Regions from separate parts of the Mus musculus genome. Here regions 1, 2, 3, 4, 5 and 6 are each linked to region 7. A link is a loop called in an ENCODE intact Hi-C map of the cell type or tissue named here. Cell type or tissue: left cerebral cortex. All regions are shown on one strand. Region 1 holds the start of Tmem238 (transmembrane protein 238). Region 2 overlaps Ppp6r1 (protein phosphatase 6, regulatory subunit 1). Region 3 holds the start of U2af2 (U2 small nuclear ribonucleoprotein auxiliary factor (U2AF) 2). Region 4 has its middle 6.8 kb from the start of Tmem86b. Region 5 overlaps Ssc5d (scavenger receptor cysteine rich family, 5 domains). Region 6 overlaps Ube2s (ubiquitin-conjugating enzyme E2S). Region 7 overlaps Ptprh (protein tyrosine phosphatase, receptor type, H).

Region 1 (4,000 bases), 230 kb before region 7:
CGTGTCCCACACAAACACCAGTGCCCAATGAACCATTTTCAGACCTCTCTAAAAATGTACTGCTGCAGTGTTAAATACCTATTCTTTCATGCCTGGTTCTGTCTATGCAGAAACATTCCATGTCTGTCCTCAGCAATACCTGGCCAATCCCGGCAGCTTTTCTTTATAAGTACACTGTAGCTGTCTTCAGACACGAGAAGAGGGCATGCGATCTCATTACAGATGGTTGTGAGCCACCATGTGGTTGCTGGGAACTGAACTCAGGACCTCTGAAAGAGCAATCAGTGCTCTTAACCGCTGAACCATCTCTCCAGCCCACCACAGTCATTCTTAATGTTTTATTAGCATTTAATCATGCATAAAGTAGGTTTACATAACATTTTTGTATGTGTATATAATGTTTTGGGCCATACTCACATACACTCCCACTGCAGCTAGTCTGTGTGTGTGTGTGTGTGTGTGTGTCCAAGTGTGTTTCCTTTATGCTATTCACAGGCTCACGGATGGTTTGTTTGCAGGCTACCAATGGCAGCATCACGGTGGAAAATGTGATTTTTCTCCTCCATCATCCTCAGTTTTCTCCAACTCTGAAACTAGATAGAGTCTTGGGAGAACTAGTTCTGTTCAGAACTGTCTCGAGGTTTCCCACCCCAGGGAGAATGAACTCATTTAAGGGGTAGATGTGTGGAAGATCAGGACTTCCCTATAATAGCTGTTGGGTCCTCCTAGTGTGGACCATGGCTTGGCCCAACCATTTGCCTGTGCCATGATGCCTCTCAGTTCCAGAGTGACCTGGCCATACCCATTAAATTCTCTCTAAGTTGGAGCTGGTGAGATGGCTCAGTGGGGAAGAACACTGACTGTTCTTCTGAAGGTCCTGAGTTCAAATTCCAAACAGCCACATGGTGGCTCACAATCATCCCTAACGGAATCTGATGCTTCTGATGTGTCTGTTTTGTTGTTGTTTTTTTTGTTTGTTTGTTTGGTTTTTTTTTTGTTTTTGTTTTTTTTTTTTTTTTTCGAGACAGGGTTTCTCTGTGTAGCCCTGGCTGTCCTGGAACTCACTCTGTAGACCAGGCTGGCCTCGAACTCAGAAATCCGCCTGCCTCTGCCTCCCGAGTGCTGGGATTAAAGGCGTGCGCCACCACGCCCGGCTTCTGATGTGTCTGAAGGCAGCTACAGTGTACTTACATATAACAATAAATATATCTTTAAAAAATAATAGCAAAAAGGCCACAGTTTTGGTTTGGTTTGACTTGAGTCAGGATCTCTCTGTGTGGCCCTGGCTGTCCTGGAACTCATTCTATAGACCAGGCTGGCCTCGAAATCAAGAGATCTGCCTCTCAAGTGCTGGGACTAAGGGCATGGGTCACCACTGTCAGGCTAAAGCTACAATTTCTATGCCATCTCCTCAGGGACACCTTTCCTGAGCACTTCGGGAATTGTGGCTAGGAACAGGAAGGCAGGTCTTGTCAGGCTAACATCTGAGCACTAACAGAGCCCTGAGCTCAGTATATTGTGTACACAAGGTGTCAGCTGGCACCTGGGAGATGGGTTCATTGTATTCCCAGGTTGGGTTAACAAGGCCCTACACTCACAAGAGATCTCAAAAGACAAGCATGGAGACAGCTTCAGGGCTCTGGCTGCTGATTCTGTGCTCCAGAGAATGTTGTTGTTGCTGTTGTTGGATTTTATGCTGTGCAGGGCATGAAATCAAGAACTTCGAGCATGGTAGGCAAGCACTCCACCAAGCGAGCTACATACCAACATGCCCGGTTTTTTGTTTCTGATCCCCATTTTGTTTCACTATGGACTTGGTGGTACAGGTAGCCCTCGGGAGACGGGCACTAAGTAGAAACACTATCTAGCTACATTATGCCACCCTGAAATTTGGCCCTAGTCATCTGGCACTGCTTAATGGACAGGGTCGTGCGCCGCTGATCCTCCCAGACCTTTGAGCTACACAAGAGACTCATTCGGGCCACCAGGTCCAGGCTGTGAGCTCAGGTGACCATGCAGGCACTGGGCACACCTGGCGCCGGGCCCTAACTCCGCCCCGGGAAGCCGCACCCCGGGACGCTGTCGGGGAGCAGGCGGCGGCGGGCCACCGAGGGCCATGGCGGCAGCGTCACCGGTGTGCGGCTCGCAGGCGTCCGCGGTCGGCGCCTCGTCCCCACCCGCGCCCGCACCGGCTCCAGCGGCCGGCTTGGGCCGCTGCCGCATGGCGCTGCTGCTGGCCGTGGCCTTGGACGTGGCGGGCATGGCGGCGCTGCTGACCGGCGTGTTCGCGCAGCTGCAGGTGCGCGGCCGCGACTTCGGGGACCTGCTCATCTACTCTGGGGCGCTGCTGGTGTTCTTGAGCCTGCTGGGCTGGATTCTCTGGTACACCGGCAACATCGAGATCTCGCGCCAGGAGCTGGAGCGTGACTACGGCCTACGACCCTCGGCGATTGCCCGCCTGGCGCGCAAGCTGTCCCGTCGCTGGTCGGCGCCCGCCACCGCCAGTCCCCGGACCACAGCCGGTCTCCGCTCAGCACGCAGAGCGAACCGCGCGCCCCAGCCCTCCTCCTCCGGCTCCCGCCGCGTGCGCCTGCAGCTCGCCACGCTTGAGGCGGGGTCCGTGGCGGCAGGCACGGGCAGCGAGTGAGCCCCAGGTGAGGACACCAGAAAGAATGAGATGTGGTGGGGAGACGGACATGTCGCTGGAAGGGGAAACTGCAGGAGAGTGAGTCAGAGATAGCAGAGACTCGGAAGGATGGGTGGGACAAAGTTGGGAGTCACAGCACGCCCTCCTCCTTTTGCTCCACGTGCACCAGGCCTCATGCCATCCTCCCTGTAGCCAGTTCTCTGAGCTCATTACTGTTACTGTACAAGAAGCTCCGAAAGTAGGTGACACTCTTGTCCGGACCACACAAATGTACAAATGAAAGAGTGCCATTCATCCAGACAGGCGGTCCTAATGTGAAGTCAGAGGCAAAGAAGAACCAGTGGGCACAGAGAGGGAAAGCACCCTTGTTCCTTTCCCTTTCTCTGATATTTAAGACAGGGCTTCACGGCTGTCCTGGAACTTGATATGTAGACCAGGCTGCCCTTGAACTGAGATCAGCTTGTGTCTGCCTCCGGAGTGCTGGAATTAAAGGCATGTGCCACCACTCTTGGCCCTTTATTAGTGTGTGTGTGTGCGTGCGTGTGCGTGTGCGCGCATTTGTGACACAATGTTTGTGTTGCATCTATTCTCTTTCCAGCATGTAGGCTTTGGAGATCAAACTCAGGTCAGCAGTTTGGTGGCAAGCACCTTTACCCAATGCGCCATTTTTTTTTTTTTGAGACCCCTGTATTTTCTTTCTTAAATTCTCTCCAGCTTTCCTGCTTCTTTCTTGCCATCTCATCAAACCCAGGCCATTGACTGATGTGTAAAACCTCTGCTTTTATTTTTATTTATTTATTGATTTATTTATTTATTGGTTTTTCAAGACCGGGTTTCTCTGTATAGTCCTGGCTGTCCTGGAACTCACTTTGTAGACCAGGCTGGCCTCGAACTCAGAAATCCGCCTGCCTCTGCCTCCCAAGTGCTGGGATTAAAGGCGTGTGCCACCACGCCCATCTTTAAACCTCTGTTTTTAAGTTCTTTTCCCCAAATTTTATTTGTATTTAATTCAGGCCAAAGACGGACAGATGTCCCCCATAATGAGGAGGGCCATTGCTATCTGCAGTCCAACCAGAAAACTTCCAGAATGCTCTTTAGGCACCAGCGCACTCCTCTGAGTATTCATATTGTCTGAGCCCATTCCTATCGCTGTTTGACTAGCCATATGGTATATCTCTGTGGGAGCTGGTTACCACATCTGACAGAGCCCCAGACAGGTAAAGCTGGGGTCTCTGGTGTCTTTGTTTCTAACAGTACCCAGCAAAAAGTGTGGCTCAGGAAAGGGTGATAATGGATAGGATGCGGATCCCTAAGTAGATGGGATAAATGTATTACACACGGATTGATGGACAA
Region 2 (4,000 bases), 85 kb before region 7:
AGTCAATTGTGGCCTCTCAGTGGGTTCTTAGGAAGCCTGAGGAGGGCTCAGAAATTGAATGGGGATTTTATTTCTCTTTGGTTTCCCTTCCTAGATGCAGGACCCCCTGAGCCTAATGCTGGATGTGGGGAATGAAGGCAGTGCTTCCACTTTCTCTCTGCACTCACAGCTACCTTGTACTCACTTCCTAGGTACCCTAGTGTAGCCTGTGAAATCCTGACCTCTGATGTGCCCCAGATCAACGATGCCCTGGGTGCAGATGAGTCCCTCCTGAACCGACTCTATGGCTTCCTGCAGAGTGGTGACAGCCTCAACCCGCTGCTTGCTAGCTTTTTCAGCAAAGTCATGGGCATTCTTATCAATCGCAAGACAGACCAGGTGCCTACTGACTCTCAACATGTGGGGGAGGAGTTGGGGGGGGGGTCAAGACCCTATGCTATGACACAGCCTGTGCCCCCAGCTTGTGTCCTTCCTGCGCAAGAAAGATGACTTTGTGGACCTGTTGCTGCGGCACATTGGTACCTCAGCCATCATGGATCTCCTGTTGCGTCTGCTGACTTGTGTGGAGCGGCCTCAGCTGCGGCAGGATGTCTTCAATGTGAGGAGCCTACTCAGGAAGTGGTCGGTGGAGTGGGATGGGCTGGCATTTGGTTTAGGAACTTACTGTTTTCTTCTGTCAGTGGCTCAACGAAGAGAAGATTGTCCAGCGGCTAATTGAGCAGATTCACCCATCAAAGGATGACAATGTGAGTGCTGGCTGACATCTCCAAACCTCCTTCAGATTATGTTCTATGTTCCTTTTATGCTTTAAAAGATGGGCAGGGGAGCTGACAGTATGGCTCAGGTTTTACAGTGCTTTCTTAGGCTTCAGGAAGCCCTGGGGCCACATAAGCCAGGCAGAGTGGCTCACACCTGTAATCTCAGTTCTCAGGGACTTGAGGCAGAGAGTGCGAAGCCAAGTATCCTCCTTTGCTTCTTAGCAAAGGCTAAGCTACATGATAGCCTGGGCTACACGAAACTCTTGTAGCATGGGTCAATGCCTTATTCCTTTTCATGGCTGAATAGTAAATATCCCAGTGTGGGTGGACTGAGCTTTGCTTTTGCTTTCTTTTTTTGTTTTTTTTTGTTTTTTTTTTTGTTTTTGTTTTTCGAGACAGGGTTTCTCTGTGTAGCCCTGGCTGTCCTGGAACTCACTTTGTAGACCAGGCTGGCCTCGAACTCAGAAATCCACCTGCCTCTGCCTCCCGAGTGCTGGGATTAGAGGCGAGCGCCACCGCGCCCGGCTGGCTTTTGCTTCCTATTGGGCAGCTGTTGAGTGTGTGATTGAGCAGTGAGTGCTCCGTGTGCACACATGAGCGTCTCTTTTCTTGAGGTTTTGGGTACGAGCTTTCTCATTATAGTGCATATCCTGTGTCCGTGTGACTACTATTTTTCTGCCTGGAAGACGCTGGGAGCAGATGGTTAACTTGTGCATACTCACTTGTTTCTGCTTCCCCAGCAACATTCCAATGCATCTCAGTCCCTGTGTGACATCATCCGCCTAAGCCGCGAGCAGATGATCCAAGGCCAGGACAGCCCGGAGCCAGACCAGCTGTTGGCCACCTTGGAGAAGTGGGTTTGCAGAATCAGTATTGAGGCCTGGGGTGGCAGCTGTCCTGGGGGAATCCTGGCCCTTGACCCCTTGACTTTGACTCCTCTTTCCCAGGCAGGAGACCATCGAGCAGCTCCTCAGTAACATGTTTGAGGGAGAGCAGTGCCAGTCTGTCATTGTCAGTGGGATCCAGGTGTTGCTCACCCTCCTGGAACCTAGGAGGCCAAGGTGAGGTATACCACTCTAAGGTGGCTTACTGCCCCTCCCTGCACCGATAGTCCCTCAGAGCCTCAAGGACTGAATGGCCATTGTTCAGAACTATGGCTAGTAAGAGAGATGGTTCTTCCCCAGTCAGCCTGCCCTCTACTCTTCTTTTCTGACCTGTTAGAAGGCTCTGGATGTTGAGGCACAAGGCCATGGTATTCTTCTGGCCCATTTTTTGTAGCCTCTGTGGCTCTACTCTGCCTTCACACTGCTCTCCTTCACAGGTCTGACTCTGTGACCATGAACAACTTCTTTAGCAGTGTGGATGGGCAGTTGGAGCTCCTGGCTCAGGGAGCCCTGGATGATGCACTGTCTAGTATGGGTGCCTTGCATGCCCTGCGTCCCCGGCTTGATCGCTTCCATCAGCTCCTGCTTGAGCCTCCCAAGGTGGGAGACATGGGTTGTGCTTCTAGCGGGAAGTGGGGGTGGAAAAGAAAGTACCCTGTGAGCACTAAGCCTTCTTTGTTCCTGTAGCTGGAGCCTCTGCAGATGACGTGGGGCAGTCTGGCGCCACCACTGGGTAACACGAGGTTACACGTGGTCAAGCTCCTGGCCAGTGCCCTGAGTGCCAACGCCGCTGCCTTGACGCAGGAGCTTTTGGTGCTGGATGTGCCCAACACCTTACTGGTACAAGGGATGGGATCAGGGGTCAGGGAAACAGAGATGTGTGCAGAGCACTTTTGAAATCAGCCTGTATCCTCACTCCCTCAGGACCTCTTCTTCCACTATGTATTCAACAACTTCCTGCATGCTCAAGTGGAAGTGTGTGTGAGCGCAATGCTGAGTTCCGGGCCCCCTCCAGACAGCAGCTCTGAGACACCTGTCCCAAACCCTATCGTGAAACATGTAAGCTAGGACTCCTGTTCCCCTCCCCCTGAGGACTTGGTGCCTGAGGCCACTGTCTCCTACTTTTACCCTGTCTGTTGGGCAACATCAGTACCTGGGATGGCTGTGGTATATACAGCTGGGGAGAAATTGGTGTCTCCTGAGGGCCAGTGAATGCTATGACTTGGCAGTAGAGAGTGGGGAAACTAGGGATATTTTTCTGAGCAAATGAGGGGCTCTGTATACTCTGTGTGAGAAGTCAAAACGCATGCTAGCACACCTTAATGCTAGCTCTAGAGAGGAGGATCTCAACTTTTTGAGTCTAGCTTAGCTACATAGTCTCAGAGAAAACAAAATTAGGGCTTGGGATGTAACTCACTTGGCTAGGTAGTACCTAGCATGCATGAAGTTCCCCATCGTCCCCAGCACAGCGTAAAAAAGCATGTGTGGTCATGCACTTGGGAGGTTACATAAAGAGTTTGGGGCTAGCCTGCCTGAGACCTTGTATCAGAAAAGGAAAAAGAGAAATCCAGAATTAAAGCAAGCTGGAGACGCTGGCTCCTACTTTTCCTTCCTCTGCTCACAGGCTCAGGTTCTGGTGATCTGTGTTTGCTGAGTTAAGGCCTCTTCCCCATCTGCTGGGCTCTGGAAGTGTAGAGATCCCCAAGCTAAGTCCTCTTTGCTCTCCTGCAGCTCCTTCAGCACTGCCGCCTGGTGGAGCGCATTCTGGCATCCTGGGAGGAGAACGACCGTGTGCAGTCAGTACTTGCAGCCTTCCTGTGGGGACAGATAGGACAGACAGTGGGAGGATGGGTTGGGGGCCTGGATAGCCCAGGCATCTAGCCTGTCACCCATCGGTGACCTCCACTCTCAATCAGGTCTGGAGGGGGCCCAAGGAAAGGCTACATGGGCCACCTGACTCGGGTGGCCAATGCTGTGGTGCAGAATGCAGAACAGGGGCCCAATGCTGAACAACTGGGACAACTGCTAAAGGGTAAGGCACGAGGCTGACTGAAACTGCAGCTTGCAGAGGCAGGTGTTGGAAGCTGGGGTTCTCCCCTCACACTCTTCCCTATCCATGTGCTCAGAGCTGCCAGAGGAGCAGCAGCAGCGATGGGAAGCATTTGTGTCAGGACCCCTGGCCGAGACCAACAAGAAGAACACAGTGGATCTGGTGAGGCCTGACTTGGAATGTGGCTCATGCCCCTACTTCCTAGAGCTTCTTGCCCTGCTCTTGTCTGGGGGTTTCAGCAGGTCCTGACTACTCTCCATCATCCTATCCCTAGGTAAACACTCACCACCTGCATTCTTCCAGTGATG
Region 3 (4,000 bases), 500 kb before region 7:
GCTCGAACTCGTCGAAGTCCGACATGCTTAGGCGGCCGCGTAGGGCCCTGTGCAGCTCTCGCCTCGCCTTGCCGCCCGCCCGCTCCGGCTACTTCCGCCGCTGGCTTCGGCTACTTCCGGCCCCCGCCGGCACTCCGTCGCCTACCTAATCAAGCCCCAAGCCCCGCCCCTCCCAGGCTCCACCCCCTCGTCCCGCCCGACCCGCCCCCCCCCGGAACTTCCCCGAGCTCGGCTCCGAAGCCTGTCGGCTGTTCTCGGACGGAGCAGTCGGAAGGCGGCGGTCGCCGTCAAAATCACCCGAAGCGAGGATTATGCCGGCTGCCCGAGTTTCGGTAACTTTTCGGAAACTAGCGTTTCAACGTTCGGAGGATTCCGCGAGTCTTCGCGTTCCCCGACACCAGCCCCCTCTAAAGACACGGATTTTCCTACAACTCAAACCGTCTGTCTCTGGCCTCCTCTGGAAATCCGTCCCACCCCTCGCCGACCCTGTCCAAGCGGTCAGTCACTTCCAACAATCCTAACCGTCCGGGCCTTCGGCTCTTTCCGAAGGTTTCCAGCGCTCGCTCACCGCCCCTCTAGAGATTAAGCCCGATTCTAGTCTTCGGCTCTTTCCGGAGGCGCCACAGGGTCACTCCGCCCCTTCCGGAGAATATCGGTCCCTTCCGCCACTGCTTCGGGAAGGTCTCACGCCCAGGAGGGAAGTTCGGCTCTTTCCGCTCTTGCTTCGGCTCCTTTCGGCTTAAAGACCCGAAAAGGGAGGGAGGACTGATGGGAGGTGGGCCAGATAGCTACGGGGGAGGGGGCGGGGTCTCAGCTTTCGGTCCCTAGCTCTCTAGGAGAAAACTGAAAAAACTGACCTCGCGGAAGGCCAGAGAAAGTGTGTGGGACAGTAGCAGCCAGTGCGACAAAGGGTGTTCGAGGCCGCTGCGGAGGTTGTTAGCTCAGCTTGGGACGCCTGCGCACGGTGATTGGAGAGGGGTTTCTGCGCCTGCGTAGCGGTCTAGGGCACGTTTTTCTCAGCGCTCCGGAGGATCCGCCATTCTAAATCCACATTGCGCGTGCGCCCGATCTCCTCCCACACACCCCTTCCCCCACCGCCAACCTCAGCCCCCAAGGCACTAACTTCAAGACGGTTAAACCTGACTGCTCTCTCCCGGTTGCCAAGGCAATCGCGTTAAATTGTCCGCCCCTGCTCCTGCTGCGCAAGCGCCGAATGTGACACCTCCGAGAGATCTCCTGACCCCTGGCGGGCAGGCGGAAAAGAGTCTACCCAGCGCCCCGGTACCTCCTCCGGGCTGGCTCAGCTAAACGTTCATTGAATCAATGCCCCAGGCGCTGCCTTCTTAAAGTCGTCTTACCTCAGTTTCTCCTACTGCTCCGCTTCCCACCTCTGCCTCCTGGGGCTAATTACACCCTACCCTCCCCAACCTCTCTAGAGGCTTCTGGCTGAGCGCTCCTGTCCCAGTCTCCGTGGCGACGGCCACCCCTTCCCAGCATATTCCCTTCCTAGTAAGACCTGGGGCCCAGTTTATTGAAAATTTTCATGTCTCTTTAATTTAAACTCTCAGAATAATACTCTGTCTTTGCATGGGATGCAGATGGGCTACTCCTGGCTAAGGAGGCCTAGCTGGCAGCCCCTGCGGGGTGAAATGGAGACGGGGTGCCTAGCGTGTGCGGCCGAGAAGCAGGGCCCAGTGCTCAGGAAGGGCAGCTTCTAGCCCTGGCGGTGCCCCGGGAAGGCCGACCTAGCCAGCAATCTGCTGGGGGGGAGGCGTGCGGGGCGGCGGCATCACCGCTTGAAGCGGTAGGTGATGGGCAGGAGCAGCTTGCTCTTCTTGAGAGCCTGCACCTTCTTGAGAGTCTCGTCGTCCAGTGCCAGGAAGCAGCGGCGGGAATACTCTAGCAGGCGCTCCTTGGATGGATCGAACTCTCCCACCTCAGCCAGCTTTTCGGGAGCCACAATGAGTAGCTCTGCGATGGGCGTGGTCAGCGCCACGGTGTTCCTGTCCACACGGTGGTGCTCGAAGGCTCTGGACATGCTCTTCAGCTTCTGGAAGGTGCCCAGGATCTTCTTGTAGCGGCAGAGGACCCCATCAGCATCCTTCACTGCAGGACCAAGAGGACAGAAAGAGGAGGACTGGAAAAGACACTCATGAGGGAAGGAGACATGGGGGAACCCAGGTAGAAACAGGAAGGCAGGCATAAAGAGGAAAAGGGGTGAAAGGCACACAGATTTGAAAACAAGCAAGCAAGAAATCATGGAAGTGGGGACACATGAGGAGCCCCATACAGGAAGAGAAAGGATAACAAGATGGAAAACAGTTAAGACCTGAGCAAGAAGTAGACCAGGGAAATTGAAGGCAGGCCTGGACACCAGAAGAAAGGAGATGGGCCCAGAGACCTCCTTTCTGATGACACAGGACTAAATCTGCTGGTTGGTGTAAAACGAAATTTAAAATTAACTCAGGACCGAAAAGGGCTGTGAGATGAAGTTGAGTCTGATTGTTTTGTATATGGAGAGTTAGGGCATCACTGTAGAGCTCACACTGCGATTCTGGGTACACAACCCCTCAACACACCCATCACATGTACCCACTCCCCACTCACCCCGCTGCCTCTCTCGAGCCTTGGTCTTCCCAAATCGCTTCCGGCTAGTACTTCCCTTCTGCTTCTGCCTCTTCCTTTCACTGGCACTTCCGTCTTCGGAAACCCCGCTGAAGGAGGAGGCTGCCGACTCGGGGTCTGAGGCTTCTCCAACCCCAGCCCTGCTGTCCCCATCAACCCTCCGAGGTCCAGGCTTCATCCGGCAGTAGTCCTCTAAAGAGAGACAAAAGTGAACTGTGACACAATGTCCTATAATTGCCCTGAGGGGGGAAAGATGGACATGGAGGCCAAGTCCTCGGAATGAGGGCAGGGTGAAGTCCCCAAGTAGAGACATTAGCTACACTGAATGCCATAGAGCCAGCTGGGATTCGGGGAATAGTGTGAGCATTTTTCTAGGCTCTGAACTTGACTGAAACAGGTCCAGGGAATTCATGAGAATCTGTGACTATGCAGAGTTTCTGTGGGGGAAATGTATCCTGGGGAGCTCCAGAGTGAAGAGTCAAAATCCGAGAGGCAGACAGTGCCTCTGGGTAGGAGGATTGGATATCAGACTCCTACAGAAGTCAGGGTTCAGTTTGGGTACTGGGAAATGCTAACTACCTTCCCCTAGATAGGGAGCCAACTCAGACTCAGCATCTTCTGAAGGATGAACTCCTGAGAACTGAAACCAAGACTCTGCCCAGTCATACCAGGGAAAGATAGGAGTCACCCTGGATAGAGCTCTCAGTATAGGAAGAGAGGGTATGCATGTCCCCATCCCAGTGCTAGGTCCCTTTACTAGAGCTTTTGCCATGGTTAGCAATGAGAAAGCCTGCCAGCAGCTCAGCTGGATACAGAGGTTAGGGTTATGGCCTGAATAAAGGCTAAGTACTCCAAGAAACCAGGGCTAAAGCTCTGGGAAAGGGCAGCCTTGAGTGGGGAATGTGCTGGGAATGGCAGTCAACACAGGTTAATGAGATAGGGCCCTGCCTGTCAGAAGAGGTGACACCACCATGCTGTTACTAGTTGTAGATTAGAGCAAGACAAGGGAGTGGGATCCGCTCAGGACCCTAAGGTGAAGCTTAGGAGACAGAGGTACTGGGACCCCCACAGCCTTTGAAGAATAAGAAACATGAGGCATGATAATGTAGAGCAGGGTAGAGGGAAGACAGAACCCTGATTGGTATTTCAGGGTACCTCTAATGGATGATGACTGCATCATTCAGAAATCCTGGGGTGCTGGCAGGGCCCCTCTGAGGAATCCAGTAGACTGCAATGGGTCTACTGACAAAGGGACATTTCCCCTAAGATGAGGAACCTGGGCTGGAAATATAGACTCTGGGAGACAGTTATGCCAAGTGCTTGAGGCTGATGAGTTACAGGGCAGTCTCATCACAAGATAGGAAATGAGAGAAGT
Region 4 (4,000 bases), 66 kb before region 7:
TACGGATGGTTGTGAGCCACCATGTGGTTGCTGGGATTTGAACTCTGGACCTTCGGAAGAGCAGTCGGGTGCTCTAACCCACTGAGCCATCTCACCAGCCCTTTATTTGTACAATTTGAAAACAAAAGTTTACAGGTATAACACAATCTCTTGTGCACAAGGAGGCATAATTACATCTTAGCACTTCTCAAAGTACATGCCACATTCATGAAGATGGGTTTTAGAGAAAAGTTACATGTATTATGGGCCTAGGGGAGGATCTGATGTGGCCTTGGTCACACAGTGTTTAGCTCATGTGGGTTATTAGCCACCTCTGACCCTGCTTGGAGGAGCCCTTGGCCATATAGGTAAGGCAGAGACCACCTTGACTAATTGCCTCCTGTCCTGCTGTGGGAGCTTGTAGTCTGACCCTACAGATAGCACAAGGGTCACTTAGGTTATTAGCACCTCCATCTCCAGCCTTCTGGGCAGAAAGTAGAAGATCTACATCTTTTCCTTGAAAAGACAACCTGCATGTTTAACATTCCTGTTTTCCCCAGCGCTGTCCATGAGTGTGCTCCCTACAGAGGCCCAAGGTTGGCATTGAGTGACTTTCTTCAATCATTGTCCACCTTATTTATTGAAGCAGAATCTTGCTGAACTTATACTGGCTGGCTAGCCTGCTTTCTCCAGATATTCCTTGTCTCTACTTCTTGTCCATTGGGATTACGGTCAAGCTGCCATAACCACCCATCTTTTCTGGGGATTCTGGGGATCTGATCTCTGGTCCTCATACAAGTGTTGCAAGTACTTTACCTGTTGAACCATCTTTTAACCTGTCTTGTATTTATGGACAGATCTCACTCTCTAGTACAGGATGGTGTAAAATTCACTGTAGTCCATGTATGTTCAGGCTCACAGCAGTTCTCTGCCTCAGCTTCCTAAGTGCTATGAACCAGCACAACTGGTTAAAAACTGAAATTCTATAACCACTAAATAGCATCCCAGTCCTCTTTCCTATCTCTGTAAATCCCACTATTCTAGGTACTTCGCAGAAGTGGAAAAACTTTAACTTTTTTTTTGTCAAAATAAGATTTTCACAAACTTTATTTATTCTTTGATAGTTTCTTACCATCTTAAATATACCTACCCCAGGACTTCTGCAGTGCCAGCAGAAGTCAGAAGAGGGCATCAGATACCCTGGAAGCAGAGTTGCAGGCAGGTGTGAACCTTCATGTTTCCTGCAAGAGCAGTTAAGTGCTCTTAACCACTGAACCATCCCTTGAGCTCATCTCTCACTGAAATGGAGCTCACAGGGTAGACTGGTTAGCTGGCAAGCTCCAGACATTCTCCTGTCTCCACCAGCCCAAGGCTGGGATTACAGGTTTGTGTGTGCTCTTAGGCCTGGGATTTAATGGGTGCTGGATATGGTACTCTGGTTATCATGCTTTCACAGCAAGTAATTTACCACTGAGCTTCCCCTGCCTGCTAGTTGAACTTTAATTCCTTGAAGAGCTGTTACAGGATCCCCCCAGCAGCCATACCACCTTATATTTCTACCAATGTGCAAGGTGCAAGTTTCCTACAGCCTCACTATAACAACCTGTGAGTTTTTGTTTTCCCTACGGTCCTGTTTTTGTTTGTTTGTTTTAATGATTTATTTTATGTGCATGAGTGCTCTATCTGCATGTACACCTGTGTACTAGAATAGGGCATCAGATCCCATTAGAGAAGGTTGTGCGCCACCATGTGGTTGCCAGGAATTGAACTCAGACTCTCTGGGGGAGCTGCTGGGACTCTTAACTGCTGAGCCATCTCTCCCCGCCCCCCTCCCCCCTTCCTGGTTTTTCTTAAGACAGAAAATCAATCTCTCTCTCTCTCTCTCTCTCTCTCTCTCTCTCTCTCTGTGTGTGTGTGTGTGTGTGTGTGTGTGTGTGTGTGTGTGTGAGATGGTTCAGGCAGCCATCCCATGTACTCGGGTCCTCTGTAAGAACAGTACACAAAGCAGTACACTCTAATCCCAGCACTTGGGAGGCAGAGGCAGCCTCATCCACATAGATAGTGACTTCTAGGCTAACCAAGACCCTGCTTCCAAAGAAAGCAAACAATAAAAACAAAACAAAAAAACCCAGCATGCACTCATAACCACTGAGCCATCTCTCCACCACCACCCCTTTAAAATACTAGTTGCTATGGTTTGTTTGAATGTGAAATGCCCCTCACAGGATTATGTATTTTTAACTGTGCTCAACTTGTACTGTTTGGAGGAAGGGCAGGGTGCTGGATCTTGGTGGAGGTGGAGCTGGAGCCTCCTTCCTGGACCCTCTGCTTCCTGACCCACAGAGAAGTGAAGAAGTTCCCACTACCACAGATGGAGCTGCTCTGGCTACCATATCCTTCCCATTACTGTGGACTCTTGAAATTATGCGCCAAAATAAACCTTCCTTAAGTTGCTCCTCCTCTTCCTTTCTTTTCCCTTCTCTTCCTCCTCCTCCTCTCTTCCTCCTCCTCTTTTAAATTTTGAGATGGAGTCTAACATAGCCTAGGCTGGTCTCAAACTCACTGTGTAGTGGAGGAGTGGATGATGGCCTTGAATGTCTGACATGTCTGCCTCCACCTCCTGAATTTTAGGCTTATAGGTGTTCATCACCACACCTGGCTCTCTTGGAACTCACTGTGTAGACCAACCAGACTGGCCTTGAATTCACACAGGTCCATGATGATTCCCTATAAGCTGTAATATGCAAAATGAGGGCTGTATCTAGGGCTAGGAACGAACTGTAATTATTAAGCCCCACTTCAGCCCTCACTGGTAGATGCCAGGGCAGATGCTCTACCACTGAACCATGGCTCTAGGCCCTCAGTGGTAGATTCTAAGAGTGCACACTACAGCTGAGGCAACTCTAGCCCTTTTAATTTCTTTCTTTCTTTCTTTCTTTCTTTCTTTCTTTCTTTCTTTCTTTCTTTCTTTCTTTCTTTCTTTCTCTCTCTCTCTCTCTCTCTCTCTCTCTCTCTCTCCCTCCCTCCCTCCCTCCCTCCCTCCCTCTTTCTTTCTTTCTTTCTTTCTTTCTTTCTTTCTTTCTTTCTTTCTTTCTTTCTTTTTTTTTCAAGACAGGGTTTCTCTGTAGCTCTGGCTGTCCTGGAACTGACTTTGTAGACCAGGCTGGCCTCGAACTCAGAAATCTACCTGCCTCTGCCTCCCAAGTGCTGGGATTAAAGATGTGCACCACCACGCCCAGCGCCCTTTTAATTTCTAATCTTTAAAAGAAGATTATTTATTTTTATGTATCTGAGTACACTGTAAGGACATGTATGGTATGTACGCACTAATAAGTGGATGTTAGCCAATAAATAAATAAATAAATAAATAAATAAATAAATAAATAAATAGTGCAGAATACCAAGATACAATCCACAGAACTCAAAAAGGTCAACAAGCTGAAGTGCCCAAGTGAGGATGCCTTAGTTCCACTTGGGAGGGAGAAGAAAGCAATCACAAGTGAGGAGGGAGGGAGGGAGGGGTCTGGGAAGTAAAGGGGGGTGGGGCCTAATCTGGTATTAGGTGAGGGGAAAGGACTGAAGCCCTGAGGGCCTGCAGAAAGAATGGAAACAAGCAACCTCAGGAGGTAGGAGGTTGGGGGAACCTTCCAGAATGCACCAGACACCTGAGAGATGAGACTTTCAGGACTCAAAGAGAGTGACCTTGTCCAACAGTAGGGAGAGGGAACTTATAGAGCCCACCTCCAGCAGAAAGACAGGGGATCAAGTGAGGGATGGGGTTGTCATCACACAGTCACAACTCTGACCCATAATTGTTCCTGTCTGAAAGAATTACAGGGATGGAAATGGAGAGGAACTTGAGGAAAAGAAGGTCCAGAGACAGGCCCAAAGTGGGATCCAGGTCAAGGGGATACATACGTGTGCATGCACACACAGAAAGGTGGTTCCATTCAAATCCACAACACCTGTGTAAATATTGGGTGGGTATAGTGGCCTGTCTGTAGTGTTAGCAGAGATGTGG
Region 5 (4,000 bases), 390 kb before region 7:
CCACAGATTCATCAATGCCAGGACTGTCATAATGATCACCACTAGCATGATCAACATTAGCACCAGCATTGCTAGCACATCAGTGTCATCACGTCTCCGCCATTACCAACATCACCTCTTCATCACTACCACCATCACACTCACTGTGTTTCACCATAACCATCAATACCATCACCACTGTAATCACCACCATCCACAGTTCACCATCACCACCACCACCAATACCATCATCACTGTTATCAACGCCATCACCAGAGTCACCACAAAATTACTCCCCCACACCATCATAACCTTCACAACTAACATCACCATCACCATCCACACACAATCACGGCTTTCATCGGTAACACCGTGACCACCATCTTCATCATTATACCACAACACCACCACACCATCTTTGTCATCACGCTCATCGCCACTGACATCATCACACCATTATTGCCATCATCCCATCATCACAACCACCATGACCACCAACCACCATCACAGCATTGTGACCATCACCATGACCTTCACCATAAGCGCCATCCTGTCACTAACCATGATCCCTATCAACACCACTGTCACCCTGCCATCATCATCAATACCGTGAGCACATGACCATCAACTGCCATCACCTCACCATGATCTCCAACGCCATCACAGATGGCATTGACAAGTTAGGATCAGCATTGTAATTCTGTCCCTCCAGAGCCCCTGCTCCCCAGTAACAACACCCACACTTCGATTGTACATACGTTGGCTTTTGTTTAAGAGTATCTTAAGCACCGTGAATTTCAGAGTGGGTCACACATCTCCCCTCAGAGGCCTCTCCTCCTCCTCTGTGGTGGTGGTCATGGGCACAGGAGTGCTGGGGGGCCAGGCCACCTCTGCTAGCCTCTTTACAGTCTCACTCAGCTGCCCCAACCCCTGAGCAGCCTCTACCAACTGGGCTAGGCCCAGTGCCAGGACTTGGCGCTCCTGCCGGTCCTGCTCCAGGACCCAGGTCAGTCTCTGCAGCTGGTCACCCACCTCCCTCACAGCACCTACCAGCTCCACCAAGGCAGGTGGCTCACAAGCCATGACCCTTACTGGTGGTAATGGGGACACACATGGCCCAAAAGGATCTGGGTTGTGATTAGGGGTTGGCCCTTGAGTGAGGTGGTCTGAAGCTGAGTGTAAGGTCTGGCTTCTGGGTGGTTTGAAGGCATCTGTGGGTAGTGGGTCCAAGTTTGAGGCTGGAGAGGGACTGGAGGGGCCGGACTCCGAGGCTAGAAAGAGCTCTAGGTTCTGCGTCTGGGATGCGTCTGTGGATGGGGCTTCCTCAAAGGTCAACTCTGAGTTTAGTCTAGGCTTAGTGGGAGAGGAAAGTTCTGTCTTTCGGGAGGATGGAAGGGACTCTGTAGGGGTGGCAGGGGTTGAGGAAGGGTGAGTATTGGTGGGAGGTTGAGGACTTGTGGCGGGGTGAGGGCTCCTGGGTTGCTGAGGGTTTGTGGTAGGTTGAGGGGCAATGGTGGGGTAAGAAGTTGTGTTGAGTTGAGGGATGCTGGTGGGGTGAGAGGCTGTAAACGGCTGTGTGGGGGTCCTGGTGTTCATGGGGAGGTCTGAGGAGTCAGAACTTTCTGGGATTATTTCAGGTGCTGGTGTTGTATCAGGTCCTGGAGTCAGCTCTGAGGTAGGAGAAAGCCTGCTCACTTCTGATAGCATAGAGGAGGCAGAGGTTAGCCCTTCAGGGGAGGTGGGTGTTGGGCTGCCTGAAAGCTCTGGGGAACGTGTTGGAAGCAAACTGGTATTAGGAGTGGACAAGGCAAAGGTTGCTGGGGAGGGAAGTCCTGGGGTGAGTAGAGATGGTTTGGGGGAGCTAGAGGTCCCCTCCTGCTTTGAGTCTGGGATGAGTTGTGGCCAGGAGCCAGAGGTCTGCCGTGAGCCAGAAGGCTCTGGTGAAGAGGAGGAAGCAGGAGATGAGGTGGTGGCTGAGGTGGGCAGCGGCCGGCGCTCAGGTGTTGGCTTCCTTGGTGAACCTGGAGTTGGAGAAAAGAGGGGCAGATCGGTCAGAGGTCAGTCTGCCCTATTGCCCTATCTACGTATTCCGCAAAGTCCCTTGAGGAGAAGACCAATGGGAAGGCAAAGATCTTCGTGACATCATGGGTCACCGGCAGATTTCACCAGGCCCTAGTGCCCCTCCTCCTCAACTCTTGCGAGGTCCCTGCCGCCACCTGGTGGCCTATGCGGGGAACACAGATGCCTACAAGTACAGAGTGGAGAAAGAGCCCAGGGGACCAGAAAGATGAACACGCTTTGGGATACGAGAAGACTCCTAGGAAACACCCACAGTGAGACTCTATGTGATAATTAACGTTCACTGTCAACTTGACAAGATTTGGAATCACCCAGGGGACACAGGTCTGAACATGTCTATATGGGAGTTTACAGAGAGATTTTATTGAGGAGGGAGAAACAACCATATCTATCGCTTGGGCTGGGGTTCTAAACTGAATGAAAAGAAGTGAGTTAGTCAGGCGTGGTGGCCCATGCTTTCAACCCCAGCCTTTTAGAGTCAGAGGCAGGAGGAAGTGTGTGAGTTCGAGGCTGTCTCTCTGCTTGATCTTTGAAGTAAGAAGTAGTTACCCCTAGGAGCTTGGAGCCCATCTCTGTACCCCAGGACACATACTCCCCAGGCCTCTTTGCCCATGCCTCACCTGCACGGGCCCTTGGAGCTGGAAAGGGGTGGCCGGGACTCTTGCTGGTGCTAGTGGTAACTGTGGATCCAGGCTTGGTTGTGGTGGGGGTCCCCTTGAACAGACCCCTTCCTGAAGGTGTATCCCACGTCCAGGAAGACTCATAACCTCCCTGGTCATCTGCAGATGTGTGAGGAAGAGAGTTGAGTCCTCCTTCCACTTTTTCCTGCTGCTCATTACCACAGCTCACCCGTCATTCAGCCCCTCAGCCTATGTCACCTTGTCACCGGTCAGGATGCTCTTGGCTAGTAAACGCAGAACCTGAAGAGGTTATCCCATAAAGCAAATGCGTGCATTGATTCCGTTCAAAGCAATATTGTTTTTGACACAGTCTCAGGTAGCTCACACTGAACTTGAACTCATGTAGCTGATGCTGGCCTGGAATTCCAATCTCCCTTTACATTTTAAAATGACATGTATTTATTAGTGCATGTGTGCCTTCCACCATGTGTGCTCCAACAATACTTGTCAGGTTTGTCACCAAGTATCCTATCTACTGAACTATCATGCTGTCCCAAGCAGCCTTTTTTAAGCCATAGCACACACATACACACATGCACAAACATAATACAGTTAAAATAAATAGATAAATAAATGGGTGACAATAAATAATTAACAAAAAGAAAAAACGTTCCTGAGTCTCATAAATACTTAGAATACACAAACCTTTCCAGGGTGAATCTCAGGGGAAAGACTAAAGACACGATTAAGCCCAGAGAAAGGCAACACACTCCGGGCTTTGACGAAGGAAGGGGCTGGAGCTGGAAAAGTCAAGAGGGCAGCTTCTCCCCTAGGGATCAGCCCTGCCTGATCTTAGATCAGTCAGACCCATGAAGTCTGACCTACAGAAGATCAAGAACATGAGCCACTAGATCTGTGGTGATGTTCTAGCAGCCAGAGAGATCCATGGAGGCCCTTCTTAGAGCTTAAAGCCTACCCTTGCTGAGGTGGGAGAAATAGCTTAGTGGTTAAGAGCATCTTTTGGGTTTCCAACCCACACTTCAGGCAGCTTACACCTGCCTGTAATGCCAGGTTTAGATTGGATGTCCTCTTCTGGTCTCACTGAGCTGTGTGTGTGTGTGTGTGTGTGTGTGTGTGTGTGTGTGTGTGTGTGTGTAGCTTGGCTGTTCTGGAACTTGCTATATAGACCAGGTTAGTTTCAAACTCACATAGATCCACCTCCTTTGCCTCCAGAGTTCTGGGATGAAGGGTATGCACCACCATGCCTGAACCACAAAATAAGTCCTTAAAAAGAATCTTAACCATGTGACTATGCGAGTTTT
Region 6 (4,000 bases), 250 kb before region 7:
TTTGGAGAATTATGAAGAGTATGCTGCCCGGGCCCGTCTGCTCACAGAAATCCATGGGGGTGCATGCAGCACCAGCAGCGGGAGGGCTGAGGCTACCCAAGACCTGGCCAGTGGGGCTTCAGCCTCCTCTGCTGACCCTATGATCCCAGGGGTCCTAGGGGGAGCTGAGGGTCCCATGGCCAAGAAACATGCAGGTGAGCGAGATAAGAAGCTGGCAGCCAAGAAAAAGTTGGACAAGAAGCGAGCACTGAGGCGACTGTAGTGGGGCTCTTTCTCCTTCCCTCCCTTCTGTCCCCTCCCACTCTGTCTCTAAGTTATTTAAATTATGGCTGGGGTGGGGGAGGGAGTTGGGGGGGGCACCAGAACCTGGATTTGGTTTTCTAAATAAAAAGTTGGAAAAGCAGTTTCTATGCCTGAAGTGTCTAGAACCTCTGCCTGTATTGTGGCTTAGGGTAGCTGGCATTCTTCTGTACCAAGTCTGACTTGCTCCAATTAGGATCTGAGTCACCTTTGCCCTGTGGAGTGGGGCTTAGAGTCTTAAGCTGGAGCAGAAACCCACTGTCTATTCCTCTAGACCAGTGGCTCTAACTGTAATTTTGTTGCTATGAAATATTTTTGGAGACAAGTTTGCCTAAAGGTCAAAGAGCCTTAGGTTTAAGAAGTGTTGCTCTAGAACTGTCTTCAGTAATCTGGTCCTGAATTGGGGCAAGGTTACATCTCATCTCAGCTCTGACTTTAAATTCCCTCCTCCCTGTTTGATTGTTTTGTTTTAAACTGTAAAAGCCTTGAAAGACATGCATAAGTTTTGTTTCCTTAGGGATCAACAGGGCAAAATGAAGTGTCTACTGGCCTTCTTGAGAGGTTAGCCTATGGCAATATTTTTTTATTGTTTTTCTTTTGGCCCAGAACTTGAGTATATAGGTCAGGTTGGCCTTGACCTCAGAGACCTGCTTTGGCTCTGCCTTTGGTTGCTGAGATTAAAGGCATGCTCCACTATGCCCATTTAAATACAGTTCATGTAGCACTCTTGTAGGAGCCTACCCTACCACATTGGCCTATCAGGACTGAATAAGGTTCTTGCCTCTTGTTATGTCAAAATTCCAGATACTGAGAGGCTAGGGAAATGACTCAGAAGGTAAGAGCTGTTGGCTCTGGCAAAGGACCTGGGTTTGATTGTCAGCACCCATATAACAGTTTACAACTAACTGTAACTTCAGTTTCAGGAACTCCAGCCACCTCTTCTGACCTTCATCAACACTAGGCACATAGATGGTGCACAGGACATACAACCAATTGAAACATGTGAACATTTAAAAAAAAAAAAGCCGGGCGTGGTGGCGCACGCCTTTAATCCCAGCACGAGAGCCAATTCCAGGGCAGGCAGAGCTACACAGAGAAAACAGAAAATTGTTTACAAAGCTAGTTGTGGACCAACAAGATAGCTTAGTGAAAGCAGGGCGTGGTGTCTAATGGGAGTGATAACTTGTCTTGAGTTCTGTTGTAAACTAAGTGGAAGAGATTCTAGGTCTGTGCACCAGAGGGCAGTATATGCTTTCTGTTAATGTCCTTAGGTTATTTGAACCAGCTTTGTCATTAAGGGTGTGTGTGTAGAGATAGGTCAAGTGTTGAAGAGTATATGGCGCTCTTTTCAGAGGTACTAGGTTCCTAGCACAACAACTGCCTAAAATACCAGCTCTAGAGGATTTAACACACACACACACACACAAAACCTTCAAAAAGGGGAGGATGGTTGAGATGGTTCATGGGTAAAGGTGTGAAGCCTGAAGCCCTGATTGAACCCACATATTTATTCAAAGGAAAAACCAGTTTCCATGAGTTGTGTTCCCAACTACAAGCAACTATATGCTATTTAAAGTTACTTTAAAGGAAGGGATATATTAAATAGTGGAGCAAGTTGTAAAAAACTTAAGTGCTGGGTATGGTAGCCCAAGCCTGTATTCCCAACTCTCAATTTTCCTGAGTCTGACACCAACCTGGGTTCCATAGTTAAGACCCTGTCTCCAAAAGAATGAAAGAATATGACCCTTAATTAAAGGGGAAGCTTGCTTTTATCTTCTATTGTCTGGGGTCTTGTCTTCGTCTTATGTAAGAAAAATAGTGAAAAACAAGAGCTTTGACCTGAGGGTTCCTACTGAGATTGAACTGGGTTTCCTACCCCAGTAATGTCCCTGGGGAGAGAGGGCCATCAGAACTAAGTCTATACCCTCTTAACCTACAGAGGTGTGACAAACCGAGCAAATCAAAGGACTTCAATGGAAACTTCTAGTTTCTTTGGGAAGTTTTGTCAAATAATGTTTTGCTGGGACACAAAAGGGTGTCTTGCTTAAAGCTGACAGATGAAAGGATGTTTTGATATAGCAAATTCATAAAAGAATATGTGATGGAGTATAAAAATATGACCCCACAGACAGTGGGAGATGAGTACTGAGCCTTGGTTTGGTTTGCTCTGCCTCGCTATTTTCCAATAAAGACACATCCATACCGGTTCACCTTAAGTGCTGGTGTTGATCCCCACCAGTGGTGATAGCATAGAGCACTGCTCCCAAGAACTACTTGCACCTTCTGAGACCTTGCCTCAGTCCAGCTAGCAAACCTTGTGGTTTCTTCAGGATTGAACCTATAGCTTCTGGTTTGTGCCTGCTGTCGACCTGCTGAGAGGACTGAACTGTAGCTGTCAGCCTAGAGGACTGGTCTGCAGCTGATGAGTAGTGATTGGGTGTTTGCTATGGGGCTGATCAAGCTTGCCCCCCCCCCCCCCCATGAAGTATTGCTGAACAAGTCCACTTCCCCCATATGCTAATAACTTTTCCACTACCTCTGCTGCGTGGTGGGCTAGAGGAGAGGTTGAACCCTTATTAAACGTAGACTGCAATCCCAGCACTTAGGAGGCAGAGGCAGGCAGATTTCTGAGTTCGAGGCCAGCCTGGTCTACAAAGTGAGTTCCAGGACAGCCAGGGCTATACAGAGAAATCCTGCCTCGAAAAAAACAAAACAAAACAAAAAGTAGACTGCAAAAAATGTATGCCTACAAAGGACTGTAAGAAAATCTTTTCAGGGGCTGTAGAGATGGCTCAGCCGTTAAGAGCGCTGTCTGCTCTTCAGGAAGTCCTGAGTTCAATTCCCAGCAACCACATGGTGGCTCACAACCATCTATAATAGAATATGATGCTCTCTTATGGTGTGTCTGAAGACATGGACAATGTACTCACACAAAATTTTTTTTTAAATCTTAAAAAATATATACCAAATTCATAGGACTGATCCAAGAAATCTCAAGCCCAAGTTTAGTGTAAAGTGTCCATAAGAGAAGCAGGCATTCTGAAAGAATACATTCAATTTAATGGGAAAAAACTGCTGCTGTGATATACCTTCTCTAAATCCCTTGGGATTTCAAGCACCCCAGGGATGTTAGGAAAATGTAGGTCTTTATATAGGATCTCACAATGTAGCCGTGGATGGCCTTCACCTTGGTAAGTCTCCCATCTTAGCACTAATATTGGGATTATATGCATGTGCCACCATGTCGTCCTGCTTCTGGGTGGGGTTCTTGGGCAATTGGCTTTTGAGACAAAGTATCACTGAAATCCTGGCTGGCCTGGAACTTGCTGTATAGACCAAGATGGCCTCAAATTCAGAGATGTACTTGACTTTGCCCAGCTGGTTGTGTTTTATATCTAATAAGCCACTAATACACTTCTTTACTGAGTTCTATGAGCTAGGACAGCAAATCACTGAGCATCAGGGTTGCTTTCTGAAGTCAGATGACCAGGCCTATGCTATTTCTAGGTAGTGCTAGAATTGAATTATAAGATAACCAAGTGGTGGGGAAACCCAGAGGACTAGGTAAGACCCAGGTTCAAATGCCAAGATGCACATATGTTCACGACTAATTCCAGTTCCAGGGGATCTGACACCCTCAGACATACATGGAGACATTACCAAAGCAAATACAATTTAAAAGAAAAAATGGATGTATCAC
Region 7 (4,000 bases):
TTCACCAATGGCCTTCCATGGCCTCTCACAGTGCCAAGCCTCAGCTGCTCTGCTCAACTCCTTCATGCCTTCAAAACCAGTACCACCTGGGTGACCCTTACACGTTACCAAGTCCAGCCAGAGCACAAGGTACAACTTTGGCTATATCTGGAACGCAGCCACTGTGCTCTCAGAAAACACTTCCCAGAAGATGTCACCTCAATGATGCTGGTCTCTTCTTAATCACCGCTAATTTCTTAGCTCCAGCTAACCAGCATCAAAAGTCCCAGTAATGCAAAGTTTTTGCTTTAGTAGTTCTGGTATCTTGTTAATCACAGCTGATTCTTCAGCCCCAGCTAACCAGAACTACAGAATCTTCACAATCAAAACAGCAATGGCCCTGAAAAGAGTCTTTAATTTTCCCTCTGAAATTTCACAAGCCAGGCCTCCATCTTCTGCACTGTTCTCAACATTATCTTCCAAGCTCCTACACAACATCCCACAGAGCTCTTAACAACAAATGGATCTTCAAGACCAAAGTTCCAAAGTCCTTCCACAGACCTCCCCAAAACATGGTCAGGTTGTCACAGGAATACCCCACTCTGCTGGTACCAATTTGTCTTAGTCAGGGTTTCTATTCCTGCACAAACATCATGACCAAGAAGCAAGTTGGGGAAGAAAGGGTTTATTCGGCTTACACTTCCATGCTGCTGTTCATCACCAAAGGAAGTCAGGACTGGAACTCAAGCAGGTCAGGGAGCAGGAGCTGATGCAGAGGCCATGGAGGGATGTTCTTTACTGGCTTGCCTCACCTGGCTTGCTCAGCCTGCTTTCTTATAGAACCAAGACTACCAGCCCTGAGATGGTCCCACCCACAAGGGGCCTTTCCCCCTTGATCACTAATTGAGAAAATGCCTTACAATTGCATCTCATGGAGGCATTTCCTCAACTGAAGCTCCTTTCTCTGTGATAACTCCAGCTGTGTCAAGTTGACACAAAACTAGCCAGTACAGTATGTAATAATGTTTGACCATATTCAGCCTAATTTTAAAAAGTCTTATTTATTTTATGTGTATGAATGTTTTCCTGCACGTCTGTCTGTTTACTGCACACAGTCTTGGTGTCTGAGGAGGCCAGATGAGGGCATTAGATCCCAATAGATCTAACAGAGTTACAGATGGTCGTGAGCGGCCATGTGGGCGTGGGCGCTAGGGATTGAATCTGAGTCCTCTGGAAGATTAACCAATTCTCTTAACCACTGAGCCATCTCTCCAGTCTCCATCCAAATTTCTTACATCTGTCTATCTATCTATCTATCTATCTATCTATCTATCTATCTATCTATGTGTCCGCACAACAAGTTGCATGTGAGAAGGTCAGAGGATCATGTGTGGGAATTGGTTCTCTCTTTCTATATGTGGGTCTTGGGTATCAAACTAACTTGTGTTCTAGCACCAGGAATTGCTAAAAGGCAAGAGATTCTAGACCTTGATCTATGTGTGGAGACAAATAAAGCAAGAAGAGAGGAGAGGGAGGCTGAGGAACATACTAGACAACATTAAAACCATAGGAGAGGGCCAGGCTTGGTGGCACACGCCTTTAATCCCAGCACTTCAGAGGCAGAGGAACGCTGATCTCTGTGAGTTCTGAGGCCAGTCTGATCTACGTAGTGAGATGCAAAACAGTCCAGACTCCACAGCAAAACTCTATCTCAGATACAAAAAGCAAACCTAAATAAATAAAAACAAAACCAACAGAAGGTAGTCTGTCAAGACAGCTCCATCTAGAAGGTACTTTCGGTGGTGCCTTATGTCCTGAGTCCAGTTCGCAGGATTCACACTGTGGAAAGAAAGTGTGATTCCCACGAGTTGTTATCTGACTTCCCGCCACACACATCAGGGCACATGCATGCTCCCCTACCTCACCCCGCTAATACACTAAATAAAACACATAATCAAAAAAAAAAAAAAAAAATTGCTAGAGGAAAAGCGAAGCCAATTAGGAAGAATGTGAGCACAGATTTGAAGTAACTCAGGTGTGTCCTGTGAATTAACCAGGGGCTTGGAAAAGAAATAACTGCTTCCAAACAGGGATGGCACTAAAAGGTCAGAGGGCTCAAACAAGCGCAGCTTGATGAGCAAGCGAGCCTATTAGGGATTACCTGCAGTGCCTTGCTGCCTATAGAAAGAGGTCTGAGTTCTCCAAGAGCCAATCCTCACCTACATCAGGCAAATTTCTTTGTGACGTGACTAAAGCAGGAAGGATGCAAACCTAGACCTTGCGCGCCACCGTGTGTTCAAACAGCAGAAGTGACTACAGGCTGCGGTAAGGAAAGGCACACCACCAGGCTCTGGGAAAGTCTGTGAATCCTGGCTTCTGTGAGGGATTCCGGCAGTCTCAGAAAAAACTGTCACACTGTGGAACGGATGATTTCGCTTTGTGGAGGTCTCATATAAAGAACAGATAAATGGCTGCAAGTGGAGTTACTCTGTCTAGGACTGAGAACAGTCGGTATTCGGGCAAGGACTCTCCTGCTACACTGTGAATACAAGAGAGATAAGTCAGGTGGGACACCGTCAGGTGGAGCTTTGCAAGGGAAAGCAAGGATGCCAATTTCCTTCTAAGGGAGGAATTTGGAGAGTGTTTTCTGTCTGTTTTAAGATTTTATTTTGTTCTTATGTTTTATGTGTTTTTTGTTTTATGTGTTTTATGTGTAATGTGTATGTGTAATGTGTCTAGCCTGCATGTGTATACACGCACCATCTATGGCAGTACCACAGAGGACAGCAGAGTTCTGGGTCCCCTGGAACTGGAGTCGTAGATAGTTGTGAGTCATTATGTGGGTGTCTAAGTCCTCTGCAAGAGCAGCCAGTGCTCTTAATAACTGAGCCATTTCTCCAGCTCCATCTTCTTCTTTTTAAAGACTGAATACTAGTTCTCTGTTGTATGGGTAGACCACATTTAGTTTATCCATTTACTCACTGATGGACGCTTGCTCCATTGCAATTTTAAATTACATTAATGGCATCCATGCATGTGTTGGTGTGCACTGTGTGTGTGTGTGTGTGTGTGTGTGTGTGTGTGAAGGAGTTGGCTCTCTCTTTCTACCATGTGGGTCCTAGTGATCAAATTCAGGGAATCACGTTGATAGGTTAGTGACTTAGTGACTTGCCTGCTGAGCCAACTTGTTGGCCTCTGTTTTGTTTGGTTGGTTTTTTTTTTTTAAAGCAGGGTTTCTTTGTGTAGCCTTGGTTGTCTGAAACTCTCTTTATAGACCAGGCAGGTTTTGAACTCACAGAGATCTGCCTGTCTCTGCCTCCTGAGTGCTGGGATTAAAGGTGTGCATTACCACCGTGGCTCTTGTATTATTATTTTAAGGGAAGCTTTCATTATCTAGTCCTGGCTGGCCTTAAACTCTTGGTGCTTCTCCTGTCTCGGTGTCATGAACACTGGGCTTTTGACCGTGTCACTGATGGACGTCTTGTATTGCTTGCACCTTTGGGCTGCTGTGAGCCACACTGCTGTGTCTGCAGATGAGTCCGGACTAATCTTTGACACCTTTCCTTAAGAGTATTTTAGTCAGGGCACTGCTAAATCAGAATCATGGTAACTCACTACATAGACCAGGCTAGCCACAAACTCACAGAAATCTGCCTGCCTCCGTCTCCTAAATGCACTGGGCCTCATTTACTTTTATGTTTTATGAGTATACATGGTATGTGGCGGTCAGAAGACAACCCAGGGGAGTTGGTACTCTCCTTCCAGCTTGAGACTAACAAGGATGGAACTCAGGTAGTCAGGCTTTGTGTTGGGACCCTTAACTGCTGAGACATCTTGCCAGCCCCAAAGTGCTTAAAGGCTTTTTTACTTGAATTTTTATTTGTGTATTTTATATATGAGTGCTCTGTCTGCATGTATGCCTGTGTGCCAGGAGAGACATCAGATCCCATTATAGATGGTTGTAAGCTGCCACGTGGTTGCTGGGAATTGAACTTAGGACCTCTGGAAGAGCATCCAGTGC

What was found. Hi-C counts contacts between places; a loop is a spot of excess contacts. Peaks named below come from ENCODE experiments on the same cell type or tissue, not always from the same donor. Only the 100,000 strongest peaks of a DNase experiment are listed, where the experiment ranks them.
Region 1: it touches region 7 in a loop (3-fold over the local background); 20 of 42 quality-filtered maps call a loop at or near these places.
Region 2: a loop joins it to region 7, with 2.9 times the contacts of the local background. A loop is called at or near these places in 2 of 42 quality-filtered maps.
Region 3: it touches region 7 in a loop (2.3-fold over the local background); 6 of 42 quality-filtered maps call a loop at or near these places.
Region 4: it touches region 7 in a loop (2.6-fold over the local background); 19 of 42 quality-filtered maps call a loop at or near these places.
Region 5: it touches region 7 in a loop (2.5-fold over the local background); 18 of 42 quality-filtered maps call a loop at or near these places.
Region 6: a loop joins it to region 7, with 6 times the contacts of the local background. A loop is called at or near these places in 20 of 42 quality-filtered maps.

Annotation. Positions count from the first base shown.
Region 1 is chr7:4,787,659-4,791,658 of GRCm38, reverse strand. It overlaps Tmem238 (transmembrane protein 238), which reads left to right and starts at 2,099. Exons shown (of 2, transcript NM_029384.1): 1 at 2,099-2,654. The coding sequence starts at 2,117. The coding sequence ends at 2,647. In left cerebral cortex, a CTCF peak has its summit at 2,493; DNase peaks (open chromatin) are centred at 2,090, 2,568 and 2,746; H3K4me3 peaks cover 1,332 bases; H3K27ac peaks cover 1,279 bases.
Region 2 is chr7:4,639,747-4,643,746 of GRCm38, reverse strand. It overlaps Ppp6r1 (protein phosphatase 6, regulatory subunit 1), which reads left to right. Exons shown (of 24, transcript NM_172894.2): 3 at 192-378; 4 at 461-598; 5 at 681-746; 6 at 1,499-1,611; 7 at 1,706-1,819; 8 at 2,080-2,242; 9 at 2,330-2,482; 10 at 2,567-2,701; 11 at 3,374-3,438; 12 at 3,559-3,674; 13 at 3,769-3,854; 14 at 3,967-4,000. Among named protein-coding and RNA genes, the nearest start is that of Tmem86b, 11 kb to the right of the region's middle. In left cerebral cortex, a CTCF peak has its summit at 2,370; a DNase peak (open chromatin) is centred at 2,363; H3K27ac peaks cover 392 bases.
Region 3 is chr7:5,058,313-5,062,312 of GRCm38, reverse strand. It overlaps Ccdc106 (coiled-coil domain containing 106), which reads right to left. Exons shown (of 5, transcript NM_146178.2): 4 at 2,608-2,817; 5 at 1,528-2,106. The coding sequence ends at 1,790. U2af2 (U2 small nuclear ribonucleoprotein auxiliary factor (U2AF) 2) reads right to left here and starts at 170. Exons shown (of 12, transcript NM_133671.3): 1 at 1-170. The coding sequence starts at 25. In left cerebral cortex, CTCF peaks have their summits at 1,240 and 2,006; DNase peaks (open chromatin) are centred at 120, 681, 1,088 and 1,996; H3K4me3 peaks cover 2,362 bases; H3K27ac peaks cover 3,566 bases.
Region 4 is chr7:4,621,715-4,625,714 of GRCm38, reverse strand. No RefSeq gene overlaps it. Among named protein-coding and RNA genes, the nearest start is that of Tmem86b, 6.8 kb to the left of the region's middle. In left cerebral cortex, CTCF peaks have their summits at 1,154 (motif pointing right) and 1,721 (motif pointing left); DNase peaks (open chromatin) are centred at 1,184 and 1,712.
Region 5 is chr7:4,941,551-4,945,550 of GRCm38, reverse strand. Ssc5d (scavenger receptor cysteine rich family, 5 domains) reads right to left here. Exons shown (of 14, transcript NM_173008.3): 13 at 2,679-2,837; 14 at 723-2,000. The coding sequence ends at 787. Among named protein-coding and RNA genes, the nearest start is that of Ssc5d, 18 kb to the right of the region's middle. In left cerebral cortex, a CTCF peak has its summit at 2,201 (motif pointing left); a DNase peak (open chromatin) is centred at 2,152; H3K4me3 peaks cover 506 bases; H3K27ac peaks cover 266 bases.
Region 6 is chr7:4,804,417-4,808,416 of GRCm38, reverse strand. It overlaps Ube2s (ubiquitin-conjugating enzyme E2S), which reads left to right. Exons shown (of 4, transcript NM_133777.2): 4 at 1-403. The coding sequence ends at 262. Among named protein-coding and RNA genes, the nearest start is that of Ube2s, 5.9 kb to the left of the region's middle. In left cerebral cortex, a CTCF peak has its summit at 1,530 (motif pointing right); a DNase peak (open chromatin) is centred at 1,525.
Region 7 is chr7:4,555,216-4,559,215 of GRCm38, reverse strand. The region is part of intron 12 of Ptprh (protein tyrosine phosphatase, receptor type, H); the gene reads left to right. Among named protein-coding and RNA genes, the nearest start is that of Syt5, 9.7 kb to the right of the region's middle. In left cerebral cortex, a CTCF peak has its summit at 2,267; DNase peaks (open chromatin) are centred at 2,273 and 2,765; H3K27ac peaks cover 209 bases.